2 separate regions of the Homo sapiens genome follow, and region 1 is linked to region 2. Evidence: chromatin contacts called from ENCODE POLR2A ChIA-PET data. All regions are on one chromosome and are shown on one strand. The core of a region is the stretch at or near the end of the contact, and the rest is flanking DNA. Distances in the headings are between cores, read along the strand shown. Region 1 overlaps CASC15 (cancer susceptibility 15). Region 2 overlaps CASC15 (cancer susceptibility 15).

Evidence for each region. ChIA-PET counts read pairs that join two places held with the same protein, here RNA polymerase II (POLR2A).
Region 1: POLR2A ChIA-PET joins it to region 2 with 14 read pairs in PC-9. The contact joins two enhancer-like sites. POLR2A ChIA-PET finds 5 or more read pairs at or near these places in 3 of 52 experiments (MCF 10A, PC-9 and naive thymus-derived CD8-positive, alpha-beta T cell).

The regions. Positions count from the first base shown.
Region 1 is chr6:22,039,611-22,046,161 of GRCh38, reverse strand. All of the region lies in intron 7 of CASC15 (cancer susceptibility 15), which reads right to left. Among named protein-coding and RNA genes, the nearest start is that of NBAT1, 100 kb to the left of the region's middle. Within about 2 kb of position 3,226, at least 10 of the 41 ENCODE cell types and tissues checked have a DNase peak (open chromatin) inside an H3K27ac peak, as active enhancers do.
Region 2 is chr6:21,806,634-21,812,959 of GRCh38, reverse strand. The region is part of intron 4 of CASC15 (cancer susceptibility 15); the gene reads right to left. Among named protein-coding and RNA genes, the nearest start is that of CASC15, 140 kb to the right of the region's middle. Within about 2 kb of position 4,744, at least 17 of the 41 ENCODE cell types and tissues checked have a DNase peak (open chromatin) inside an H3K27ac peak, as active enhancers do.

The DNA.
Region 1 (6,551 bases), core at 1,977-4,476, 230 kb before region 2:
TCTGGAGCTAAGAGTATCAAATCTCCAGTGGGAAAGTCAAACCTACTTTCCAGTCAAATAATGAAGCCTTCCATGTTAACCCCTACACAAGAGGTGCAAAGAGAATGTATACAGGGATCCTTTTATGGATGTTCTGGAAAGACAACACCTGTTCTTTGGGCCCTAGTGCCTTTGGTTACACCCAGGTTTTAAGGGGATGAATATAAATCATTTTGGAAGATTAAAAGAAACCCAAAAATTATAATATTCTTTTGCCTCCCAAGAGAAACAATCTTCAGATAATTGGGATTTGATGAGAGTGGTGGAGCTATGCAAATCTTATGCCATTATGAGCATGCAATAATTCAGACTGTTAAAATTACGAAGCAATCCCTTTGCTGTGTGATTCAGAAGGCTCGGCTCCCTACCTTCAGATTAAAATGAAGACTGAAAGACTAAACTTCAACTATGTCTGAATGTCTGTGGGCTGTTTTCCCCACAACTAACAACATTATTTAAACTCCCAACTTTTAAACTGCTAAAACCATGGAAACATTAATAATGGCCCTCCTTCATTAAACCTCAACTTCCCCTCCCACTTGTACTTTTGACCAATTTATTCACTTCAAAGCAAGCAACAGCATCCTGTTCAGTTACTCAGTAGGACCTCTGTACCTTCACCCAACACCTTACACCAAAAGAACACCAAAACCCACAAAAAAAGTCATGATCTCTACACTCCTCCTAGTCTATTGAAGGCAATTATGTAACCTCAAAGTTTTTGCTTTTATTTTTTATTTTTTCAGTTGCCATGGGAAAGACTGTTTGGGCAGCTCCATCTGCACAGGGTAATTACTGGCCTCCCAAAACGCACTCACTCTCACACACACACACACACACATACACACACACACACACACACACACAAAACCTGCAATGATATAAAGAAAAGGTAAACATAATTTTAAACATTTTCAAAGAGGCCAAGAAGGCATTAAACAATCAATATATTACTTTGCTACTGGCAGAAATAAACAAAACAGCCATTTACTGTCAAGAAAACAGCATTTTCAGAGCTGAAGTAGTAATAATAGCAATTAATATTTCCTCAGAATTTAATATTTGTCAGGTACTGTGGACTAAGTATTTTACACAGATTATCTTAATAATCTCCATAAATATAAATCTACAATTCCCATTTTTACAGAAAATAAATGAGGTTAAGAGAGGCTGAGTCACTTGCACAGGGCTGATTAGTAGTGGAGCCAGGATTCAAACCCAAAGCCCACAGTCTTGGTGCTCTCACTGTGCCTCATGGTGCCTGCCTGCCCACAGCCTGTGTTATCATCACAGCTCGCTTCTGGTCTGGTCTAATGACCTGTTGAAGGAACTCAAATGATCACTCATCTCATCTACTGAAACTAAGAATAATTCAAAATATTTTGGGGTGTCAAAATGCATATGGCCAGCCTGAGCTGAGAACCTGTCTCTACAAAAAAAATAGATTTAAAAAATTAGCCAGGCACAGTATTGCATGCCTGTAGTCCCAGCTACTCAAGAAACTGAAGTGGGAGGATCACTTGAGCAGCTGGGAGATCAAGGCTGCAGTGAGCCATGATTGCACTGCTGTACTTCAGCATTCCAACGTGGGCGACAGAAAGAGACCCTGTCTTAAAAAAAAAAAAAAAGAAAAAAAATGCATTTGACCACAGGCTGCACCAGTAACAATGATCTTATTTCAGTATCTACGGTACAATATAAGTATGCATATGTGACATTCAAATACTGTGGCCTTTTCCATTTTCTTAATCAGTTTCAATTTCTCAGTGTTAACTCCTTAATTTAACACTTATCGATAAAAATGCTATCTGCTAATGTGTATTGTAACATTAATTTTGAGTTTTAGGAGATTTGTGAGTGTGGGGTAAGGAGAAGAGCTATTCAGCTCTCATCTATTTTATTTTATTTTATTTTATTTTATTTTATTTTATTATTCCCAAGAGAAGAAATATTTTTACTTTGGCTTCTTCATGAATTTAGGTAATTACTGAGATTCTTGCCATCTTTATATGCTGGATTTGATTCCCTGTGGTGGAAAATGCATACAGTTCCCAAAGAAATCTATGTTAATAGTATAGAGTTCAAATATTAAAAGAGATTAAGTGGTATCAGAAGCAAAGCCTTGGACCAGGCCACCAATCTCAATGGGTAGATCATTTAACAAGCCAACACATGCTAATAGAATCTTCTAAAGGGCTGGACACCTCTCACAAGGTCCCCCTACCCACCTTGACTCTGTTTATCAAGGGAGGAATCCCGACAGCATGGAGCCCCCAGGCCTCCCCTCCTCCATCAGCACAGCATGCCCGCAGTCACAAGCTGCCTGCGAGTTTGGTAAGACTCTGGCTCCAATCCCTTGGCCTCATCTGACCCGTCTTTCTGCCGTATCACTTATCTCCTGGAAAGGAACATGTTTCCAAGCTTCTTCCACATCAGCAGTAGGAAAGGAATTTGCAGTCTTTGAGTATTAAGTGACCTGGGTAGAAAAAAGTCTTAGAAGGGAGGTGAGACGGAGGGGTGGGGAAGTACAATGAGATACTTTTACTTTGCCAAATTCCCATCCCTTTTTGGCCGTAGGCAATGCCAGAAGAGAAAGCCAAAAGGAGGTAGGAGGGTAAGTGGAAACAGCTCCTCCTCTTCCCTTGCACTTCCTGGCTGGATATCTGTAAACATCTCTCTACCACCCTTCCCCAAGCAGGGAGCCTGGATATACACACACTTGCCTAACTGCTGGAGCCACACCATCCACATTAGCTACCTCTCTAAATCCCTGAGAAGCAGGTCAGGCACAGTGGCCAGGGTGGGGACAAGGTGGATCCACAGAAGGCCACCTGATGACCTTTCCATTAACAACCAGAGCTCTTGGTGCTGCCTCCCAGAGATGAGTAGGGGAGGTGTCTAGACAAAGAAGAAAATAAAAATGTTTTCTTCCTTCCCTTCCCTCAGTCATACTTTACATCTTCCTCTGGGCACTGCAGTAAAAAGAAGCAAGGAGGTGCACCTGGCCGGAGAGCAATCTCCAGGAAGCTAGATGAGCCATCCTGTGTGTGGGAATGAAAGGCAGACCAGAACAGAAAGCAGTGAGGTTGTGATTCCAAAATCCCAGCTCCCAAACCTGTGGCCAGAGCAGAGCCTGTAATTAAATGTGAACTTGCCAGTGGCTCTCTTAATACATGAGGCAAAAAGTTAATGTCTGATGGACTGGGGCCCATGCCAAACTCCAGCTCAGTTGCCTCCCCACAGGGGACTAGTTCAAAGAAATGAGATCTAGTGGTAGTGAACAAGCCAAGTAAGTTGCAGGGAGGCCCCAGCTCACAGGTCTGCCTTTGGACCCCCTCCTCTGGGCTTCCCTAATACTCTATGCACAGCTCCTCCCCAGGTACTCACAGCCATCATTCATCCTTTATTGATCTGTCCTGTCCATGAAGCAAAGTGGAGGGCTGCCCTTTTCTGGACTTTACGTGCTTGGTACCAAATACACTAGGTCTGCACTGTCTAATACAGTGGTCACTAGACACATGTGGCTCTTGAGTCCTTGAAATGTGATCAGTCCAAACTGAGATGTATCTCAAGTTTAAAACAGTGGATTTCACAGACTTACTATGAAAAATACAGTTAAATAGCTCATTAATTTTTATATTAATTAAATATTGAAATAATATTTTGGATATATTAGGTTAAATAAAGTGTGTTATTAAAATCAATTTCACCTAATTCTCTTCATTTTTTTTTTTTTAGCATGGCTACACATGTGGCTTATATTATATGTCTATTAGACAGTATTGTTCTGGGTATTCCATGAGGGAGGGAGGGAGGAAGGAAGGAAGCAAGGAAGGAAGAAGGAGGGGGAAGGAGAGGGAGGGAGGAAGGGAGGGGGGCGGGCAGGTGGGCAGGCAAGAGAGAGAAAGAGAGTGGGGAGAGGGATGAAGAAGGAACACCAAGAGAAAGAGAAAGTTGACTGGAGATCAGTATAAATGCTTTTAAATCAACATATAACAGAAATGGTTTTAAAGAAGTGAGGTTATTTTCAGAAATAATTTTTGTATCTGGAACTACATTTCATTCTGAATCATTTGCTGTGAGAAAATGCTTACTAATCATCCAGGACTCCTAAAGGATGAGAGAGCAACAGACTGTCGGCCAGGCCACATCACAGAGGCCAAACTGAATCTTCAGTCCTGTGGTAAAGACTCGGGAGAGCAGAAGGGAATTGTCACTTGGAGATAAAACAATGAATCTGGAAACCCCACAGTTTTCCAAACTTCTCTTTATCCTAAATGTAACAATTCCCTCAGTTCAGCTGATTAAATATATTCTTTAAAACTGTTTTTAAAAATGCACAACCTTCCACCAAACATTTAAAGAAGTAAGCCAGGCGCAGTGGCTCACACCTATAATCCCAGCACTTTGGGAAACTGAGGCAGGTGGATCACCTGAGGTCAGGTGTTTAAGACCAGCCTGGCCAACATGATGAAACCCTGTCTCTACTAAAAAAAATACAAAAAATAGCTGGGCATGGTGGCACATGCCTGTAATCCCAGCTACTTGGGAGGCTGAGGCAGGAGAATCACTTGAACCTGAGAGGCAGAGGTTGCAATGAGCTGAGATTGCACCATTGCACTCCAGCCTGGACAACAAGAGTGAAACTCCGTCTCAAAAAATAAAAATAAAAATAAAGAATTAACACCAATCTTTCTCAAACTCTTTCAAAATACTGAAGAAGATAAAACACGTTTTGTTTGTTTGTTTGTTTTTTGAGACTGAGTCTTACTCTGTTGCCCAGGCTGGAGTACAGTGGCGCAATCTTGGCTCACTGCAGCTTCTGCCTCCTGGGTTCGAGTGATTCTCCTGCCTCAGTAGCTGGGACTACCAATACACACCACCATGCCCAGCTGATTTTTGTATTTTTAGTAGAGATGGGGTTTCACCATGTTGGCCAGGCTGGTCTTGAACTCCTGACCTCAGGTGATCCATCCACCTCAGCCTTCCAAAGTCCTGGGATTACAGGCATGAGCCACTGCACCCGGCTGATAAAACACTTTTTAATTCATTCTATGAGGCCAGTATTACCGTGATAGCAAAGCCAGAAAAAGAAAGAAAACTATAGACCAATATCCCTTATAAACACTGATGTAAAAACTGTCAACAAAATACTAGCCATCTGAGTTCAGCAGAATATTAAAAGAATTATACACCACAACCAAATGAGATTTAGTCCCGAAATGCAAGGATGGTTTAACATAGAAAAATTGATATAATATATAATGTTAACAGAATGAAAGACTAAAACCACATGATCATCTCAATGTGGTTGATTCAGAAAAAGGACTTGACAAAATTCAATACCCTTTCATGTTGAAAATACTCAACATACTAGAAAGAAATCTACCTCAATATAATAAAATCCATATATGAAAAAACCCATAGCCAACATCATAATGGTGAAAGACTAAAAGCATTTACTCTAAGATCAGAAATAAGGCAAGGATGCCTGCTTTCACCACTTCTATTCAACATGGTACAAGAAGCTCTAGCCAGAGCAATTAGGCAAGAAAACGAAATAAAGGCCATCCAAATTGGAAAGGAAAAATAAAACTATTTCTGTTTGCAAATGATCTGATCTTATCTCCGAAAGATCCCCCGATCCCGCACTCAAAAAATTGTTAGAGATAATAAATTCAATAAAGTAGCAGGATACAAAGCCAACATATAAAAGTAAGTTGCATTTATATATACTAACAATGAACAATCTGAAAAGGAAATTACAAAAATGGTTCCATTTATAATAGCATCAAAAACAATGAAATACTTAGGAATTAATCAAGGAGTTAAGAGACTTGTACAATAAAAACTTTCTGAAAGAAATTTAAAAAGACATAAATACATAAAAACACATACCATGTTCATGAATTAGAAAACTTCATACCGTTAAGATATAAATACCACCCAAAGCAATCTGTAGATTCAATGCAATCTCTATCAAAATCCCAATGACAATTTTTGCAGAAATAGAAAAATCCATTCGAAAATCCATAGGGACTCTCAAAGGACCCTGAATAGCCAAAAACAATCTTGAAAAAGAACAAAGCTGAAGGATTCACACTTCCTGACTTCAAAACTTACTACAAAGCTACAGTGATCAAAACATGGTGATACTAGCATAAAGACAGAGAGATGCACCAGCAGAACAGAAAACCCAGAAATAAAACCTCACATATATGGTCAAATGATTTTTGACAAGGATGCCGAGACCACTCAATGGGAAGGGGCAACATTTTCAACAAATGGTGCCAGGAAAATGAAATGTCCACATGCGAAAGAATGAAGTCAGACTTTACATAACACCATATACAAAAATTAACTCAAAATGGAACAAAGACCTAAGCATAAGACCTAAATCTATAAATCTCCTAGGAGAAAATGGGACAAAAGCTTCATGTCATTGAATGTGGCAGTTATTTCTTGGATATGATGCCAAAGGCATAAGCAACAAAAGGAAAAGAATAGATAAA
Region 2 (6,326 bases), core at 3,495-5,994:
AACAAGTGATGGTCACTGTTACAGAATTTTGAACTTATAAAGCATGACACAAAATGAAAGACATCAGAAATAGGCAATAATTTCAGATATTTATTGACTTGCACCCTGGAAAGGATTTAGGGATAGAGTAGGAGATGGAGGGAAATACCAAGACAGAACAGGAAGAAAATAAGAAATGCAAATATAGGCAAGAAACAGAAATATATAAATGACATATTATATGCTATCCCACCACATGTTACAAATTGAGAAAGCATAAAAACTCTGGAGACTGTTTTCCCCCTAACCTTTGAAAACTGGGCAAACAGGAAAAAGGGGAGAGATGTCTATCCAGCATAAGATTCTAATTTCTAATATGTGTGCCTTTAGAATCAAAAAAAAAAAAAAAAAAAAAAAAGGCCAGGCGCGGTGGCTCACACCTGTAATCTCAGCACTGTGGGAGGCCAAGGCAGGTGGATCACAAGGTCAGGAGTTCAAGACCAGCCTGGCCAAAATGGTGAAACCTCGCCTCTACTAAATATACAAAAATTAGCCGGGCGTGGTGGCGGGCACCTGTAATCCCAGCTACTCGGGAGGCTGAGGCAGGAGAATCGCTTGAACCTGGGAGGTGGAGGTTACGGTGAGCTGATATCGTGCCACTGCACTCCAGCCTGGGTTACAGAGTGAGATTCCATCAAAAAAAAAAAAAAAAAAGCCGGGGAGGAGGATTGTCTGAGCCAGGCAGTTGAGGCTGCAATGAGCTGTGATTGTGCCACCGCACTCCAGCCTGGGTGACAGAGTGAGACTCTGTCTCAGAAACAAACAAACAAAAAAAAGTGGAGGCAGCAAGGGAAAGTTAAATAGTTTTCATTTCATTTCTATTATGTAGCACATAAAAGGTGGATCCAGGGCTAAAATGCACCAGTACCTAAAGGATCTACTCAATTCACCAACCTGGGTAGTGCCACTTCTAGTTCAAAGGTTCTCCCAATCAAGATATGGAAGAAACATGTCCCTCTGTACTATGTGTCAAGCACAGTTTCATCATTTCAGACTGCAAATGTTTGAGCCAACAACTGAGCATCACTGCTGAAAAGTTCTTTCTAGGCAGCACCTTTTTTGGTAAGAAAAATCTCAGCAGTTCGTAAGTGACTTTAACTTGCCATACTGTATTTTAAAGACGTATCTGAACAATTAAAAACACTGTATTGCAAATTGAAATTTCTCTTGCCTAGTTGCAAATTTTATTGCCACAAATGGGGTCCCTAAGAAGCACTGTCAACTTTATTGGCGACTTGTTGCTCCCTGATTGTGAGTCATCCTCAATAAAGTAATTCAGGGATCATCTCCTCAGTGGAGGAAAAAGGAACACGGGCAGAAACAACACAATGGGGTGAGAGGAAAATCCCAGAAGGAAAAAAACCAGAAACATAATATGAGCAGGGTAAAAGAGTATGTCCTTTAAGTCAAAGAAAAAGAATCACTGAGCAATGCAGTGAGAGATTTACTTATTTATTTATTAATTTTTATTTATGTATTTACTTATTTATTTTTTAAGACAGGGTCTCTCTGGCGCCCAGGCTGGAGTGCAATAGTGTGAGCACGGCTCGCTGCAGCCTCAACCTCCTGGACTCAAGCAATGTTCCCACCTCAGCCTCCTGAGTAGGTGGAACTAGAGGCACGTGCCACCAGGCTCAACTAATTTTAATGTTTTTTTCTTTTATTTTCTTTTTTGAGATGGAGTTTCACTCTTGTTGCCCAGGCTAGAGTGCAATGGCATGATCTCAGCTCACTGCAACCTCTGCCTCCTGGGTTCAAGCAATTCTCCTGCCTCAGCCTCCCGAGTAGCTGGGATGACAGGCATATACCACCATGCCATGAGAATTTTGTATTTTTAGTAGAGACGGGGTTTCTCCATGTTGGTCAGGCTGGTCTTGAACTCCTGACCTCAGGTCATCTTCCCGCCTTGGCCTCCCAAAATGCTGGCTGGGATTACAGGCGTGAGCCACTGTGCCTGGCCATTTTAAAAGTTTTAATAGAGACAAGGTCTCACTATGTTGCCCAGGCTGGTCCAGAACTCCTGGGCTCAAGCCATCCTCCTACCTCAGCCTCTAAAGTGCTGAAACTACAGGTGTGAGCCCCTGCACCCAGCAAAATAATTATTTAAAAAGGAGAAGATGAAGGAGACTACCACAGTAGGCAAGAAATGCCCTGTTCTCTAAGTAGAGCTCTCTGGGAGGAAACCCACAGCTCCCAGGCTGGCCCCAAGTGGGGTGAGGTATACATAAAATTGAAAGCCTTCCAAATATGAACAGACCTAAAACAAGAATAACTTTTTGAAGTTTTGTAATTCCTATATTAATATGAACCACGTCACAAAAATAGGTAGAACAGAGAGGAAGATATCCTTATTAAAGTATTTTAATAAAGGTTAGATGTTCTAATTATAAAAGATTTGCTTGCTCATTGTGGAAAACTGAGGAAAGAGAATGTAAAAAGAAAACAATTTTAAATGCTCATAATCTGGCGTGGCAGCTCACGCCTGTAGTCCCAGCACTTCGGGAGGCCAAGGCGGGTGGATCACTTGAGGTCAGGAGTTTGAGACCAGCCTGGCCAATATGGTGAAATCCTGTCTGTACTAAAAATACAAAAATTAGCCGGGTGTGGTGGTGGGCACCTGTAATCCCAGCTACTCAGGAGGCTGAGGCAGGAGAATCACTTGAACCCAGGAGGCAGAGGCTGCAGTGAGCTGAGATCGCACCACTGCACTCCAGCCTGGGTGACAGAGCAAGATTCTGTCCCCCAAAAAATTAAAAATAAAAGTAACTGTTCATAATCCATATTCAACTACTATAAACTCTCTGGCATGGTTCCTTCTAAACACTCGACAGTGTACTTTTGCATAGATAATATTGCACATGCAGTCTTGTATTTTCCTTTTACATTTTCAAATGTAAATTAAATTTAAATTTAAATGTAAAACACTGCCTAAACAGTTGTAATGTTGAATATTATTTTCTCATGCACTTTCATGTATATAATTATTTCTCCATTAGATGATAGGAATGTTGCCTCCCCCCATTTAAAAATCTTTTTGTATATAGATTTCATGTGTCAATGATAAAAGAACAGAAATAGGTAAATCTTTTGTGATATACAAGATGTACATTACTAAAAAAGAAATGTGAAATATAAAAATGGGACCCAATCATTTCAGTAAGTTTTATTACTAATATTAATCATGTTAATAGATAATTAACGTTAACTTTGACCCTTTAAATTCTGTGTTTTATATTCTCATGGATCCCAGACTGCATCATGCCTTTAATAGTGCTCTTTAGAGAGAATGATTTTTCTTTCTAAAACACATCTAAGTATGCTTTGTTGAGTAGTTTCACTGTAAAAGCAAATACAAGTGGGAGGATAAAAAGAAAAACAATTTCAAAGGAAGGAAGGAGAGAAGGAAGAGAAAAGAAAGGAGGAAGAAATTTCGTTAACCATATTCTAAGGCCTATACCACCATTAGTAAACTGTAGATATATTTTAATTCATTTCTCATACTTCTCCTTGAAAAGCATATCTTCCCATGTTAAGCGGAACAAGAACTCAAGTTCAGATTTAATAGAGTGCAGAGGGGAAGGCTGAGAGTGGGTGCAAGAGTTCACGAAAAAAGCTGGAGAGAGGATGGAGGGCCAAGCATCCAGTTTATGAGAGAGGAAAGGGGCTGCAGGATCACGCTCCTTTTGTAACATCCCCCTGCGTTTCTGGTCCTCAACTCCAAGTCTGCAGGGTGCGACCAGCCCCAGAGCCAGCAGAGCTGAGATAGACACCCCTCCTGGTTTAGCTCTGCTGCGCACACCATCCCAAGACCTGTGGGGTCAGGCCATGCGGGCAGCTCAGCAGCCACAAGGTCATGGCTGGGTTTGGCATGAAATGCTCACACTCGGAGTGAAAATAGGCCTCTGAAGAAGGATGAAGCAACAGCCAAGAAAGAACCACTTTGCAAACAGACTTCCGAGGAGAATGAGCCTCTTGAAATCCTCTGTGCAAAAGTTCACACCATAAAACAGCTGCTGCTTAATGTCTCCGGCTTCTAATGAGCCCCGAGCTCCCGGTTTGCACAGAACTTCCTGGCGAATGGTGTCCAAGGTCCTTTGCTCTTCCCCGCGCCGTTCAATCCCGTAAGTGCTCTTGGTCAAAAACTAGGTCATAAACTTATCCACTGAGAAGCGTTTACTGTTGTTTCAAATGGCGTATTCTGTTCAAGAGGTTATGATAACAAAAGAAGAGCAGCAAACAGGCTTTCAAGTTGGGGCATGTGGTTGCCAGGTTAAAAAACTGGCTCCTTACCTTATCTTAGTTCAGCTCTTTTAGATTCAAACTACTGGACTCTGGCCATTTTCTGGACTGATACAAATCATTTCTAGAATGACTAGATCAAATTTTATTTACTCTGTTTCCAGCTTTGAACTAACAGTTCCAAGCCAAAAAAAAAAAAAAAAGTTGCTGTTTCAGAAAGTATTGGCAAGATTCTCCCACTACCAAAGTTTACAGCATGGTTATACCCTGCCCCAGGAAGAAGGATGTGGCGGGATGGGGGTAAGGGAGGGAGAGAAATGGAGGAGGGCAGCTGTTTGTTCAATAAACTGCAGCAGAAAACCGCCCACATCCCATACTGTTTCTTCCACACCCCCAGCAGAGAAGCAGGAGGTGGCAGCATGAGAAGTCATTCCTCCAAGGCGAATCGTGCTGGCTGGCTGGCTTTCTGCACTCCCACATAACTGACCACGGTCCTTTCTGATTCACCCATGGAGCACAAGGACAGAAGCCAAAGGGTTTGTCTCTGCTTCCTGGGATGTTGATTCCTGCCCTGATGGAGCCCAGGAGATTTACGCCTCCTCCCCACCCATCCTCACCCTCACGTCCAACTACCCCACCCTCCTTCCCCAGTGTTTCTGAGCTCTAAGGCACACAGGGCTGCATTACAAAAGTACTCAACTAAAAGGTGTATATTTTGCATCCCACACCTTCCAAGAATATGCTGAAACTCCTCTCCACAAAAAGACACAGCTGTGGTCAACAGTCCCTAGGCTCCCCAAAACAGCATGTCCTCCACACTCAGCAACCAGGCCTCTGCTTTCTCTTCTGGAGTGGGAAGGAAGGAAAGGAATATGAGAAGGCAGGGTAGAAGAGCTGTAGCCCACCCCTACTCAGCCGGCTGGAAAGCTCCAATTTGTTAACCTAGAAAACCCTGGGGCATTGCAATCAAAGAGTGGCTCCACCCAAGCAAATAACTCGGATTATTTTTTTCCCTACTAGTGGGCAAGAAGAGAAAAGGGAAAATAAGGACAAATGTGTTCAAAACAGAAATACTGCATAACACTAACTTGGCTTTGGGCAAGGACCAGATTATAGGCCCAACACCTCCATTTCTGTCCAAGTGGAAAGAGAAACTACAGGGTGCAACCTTAATCCAGCTGCATGAACTCTGTTGCCCAGAGACTCTGCCAGCCCAAGAAGATCAACATAACCCCAAATTGCTCCTCAGTCCCCAGCTGGCCTTTTTTTTTTTAGACAGTTTCACTCTTGTTGCCCAGGCTGGTGTGCAATGGCATGATCTTGGCTTATTGCAACCTCCACCTCCCAGAATCCCAGATTCAAGCTATTCTCCAGCCTCAGCCTCCCAAATAGCTGGGATTACAGGCATGCACCACCATGCCCAGATAATTTTGTATTTTTAGTAGAGATGGGGTTTCACCATGTTGGTCAGTCTGGTCTCGAACTCCTGACCTCAGGTGATCCGCCTGCCTTGGCCTCCCAAAGTGCTGGGATTACAGGTGTGAACTAGGCATGTGGCCTAGTTCTTCAGGGTTTTTAAAGTTCTTTTTGGTAAACTGATTCTTTGTAATATACTGGTCTTAATTATAATTACCGTGGAAAGATCATTTAGCTTCAAAACTCAATGTGAGGTGGTTCTGTGTTAGAGTAGACTCTGCATGTGCATGAATTTTTCTCCTAAAAAGCCTCTCAACCCTTTCTCAAATGACTAAACTGTGACCAAAGAATGGGAACTGATATTGATGTCACAGTTCGGTTAATTGTTAAAAATAAATAAATCCAGGTTTTAGGTAATAAAACCTAAGACCAATAATTCATCTAAGACCAATGCTACAACATGTTGTCCTTTGCCAACTCTAAACGGGAAATACAAGCTGGCACAAGATGGGCACTAATCAAAGTCCTTACGTATCTCTAAACACAGGTTCAATATGACCTAACTCACATTAATTGCCTTGAAGGCTCATCTGAATTCCATGATTTAAATTTAAAAAAAAAAAAAAAAGTTG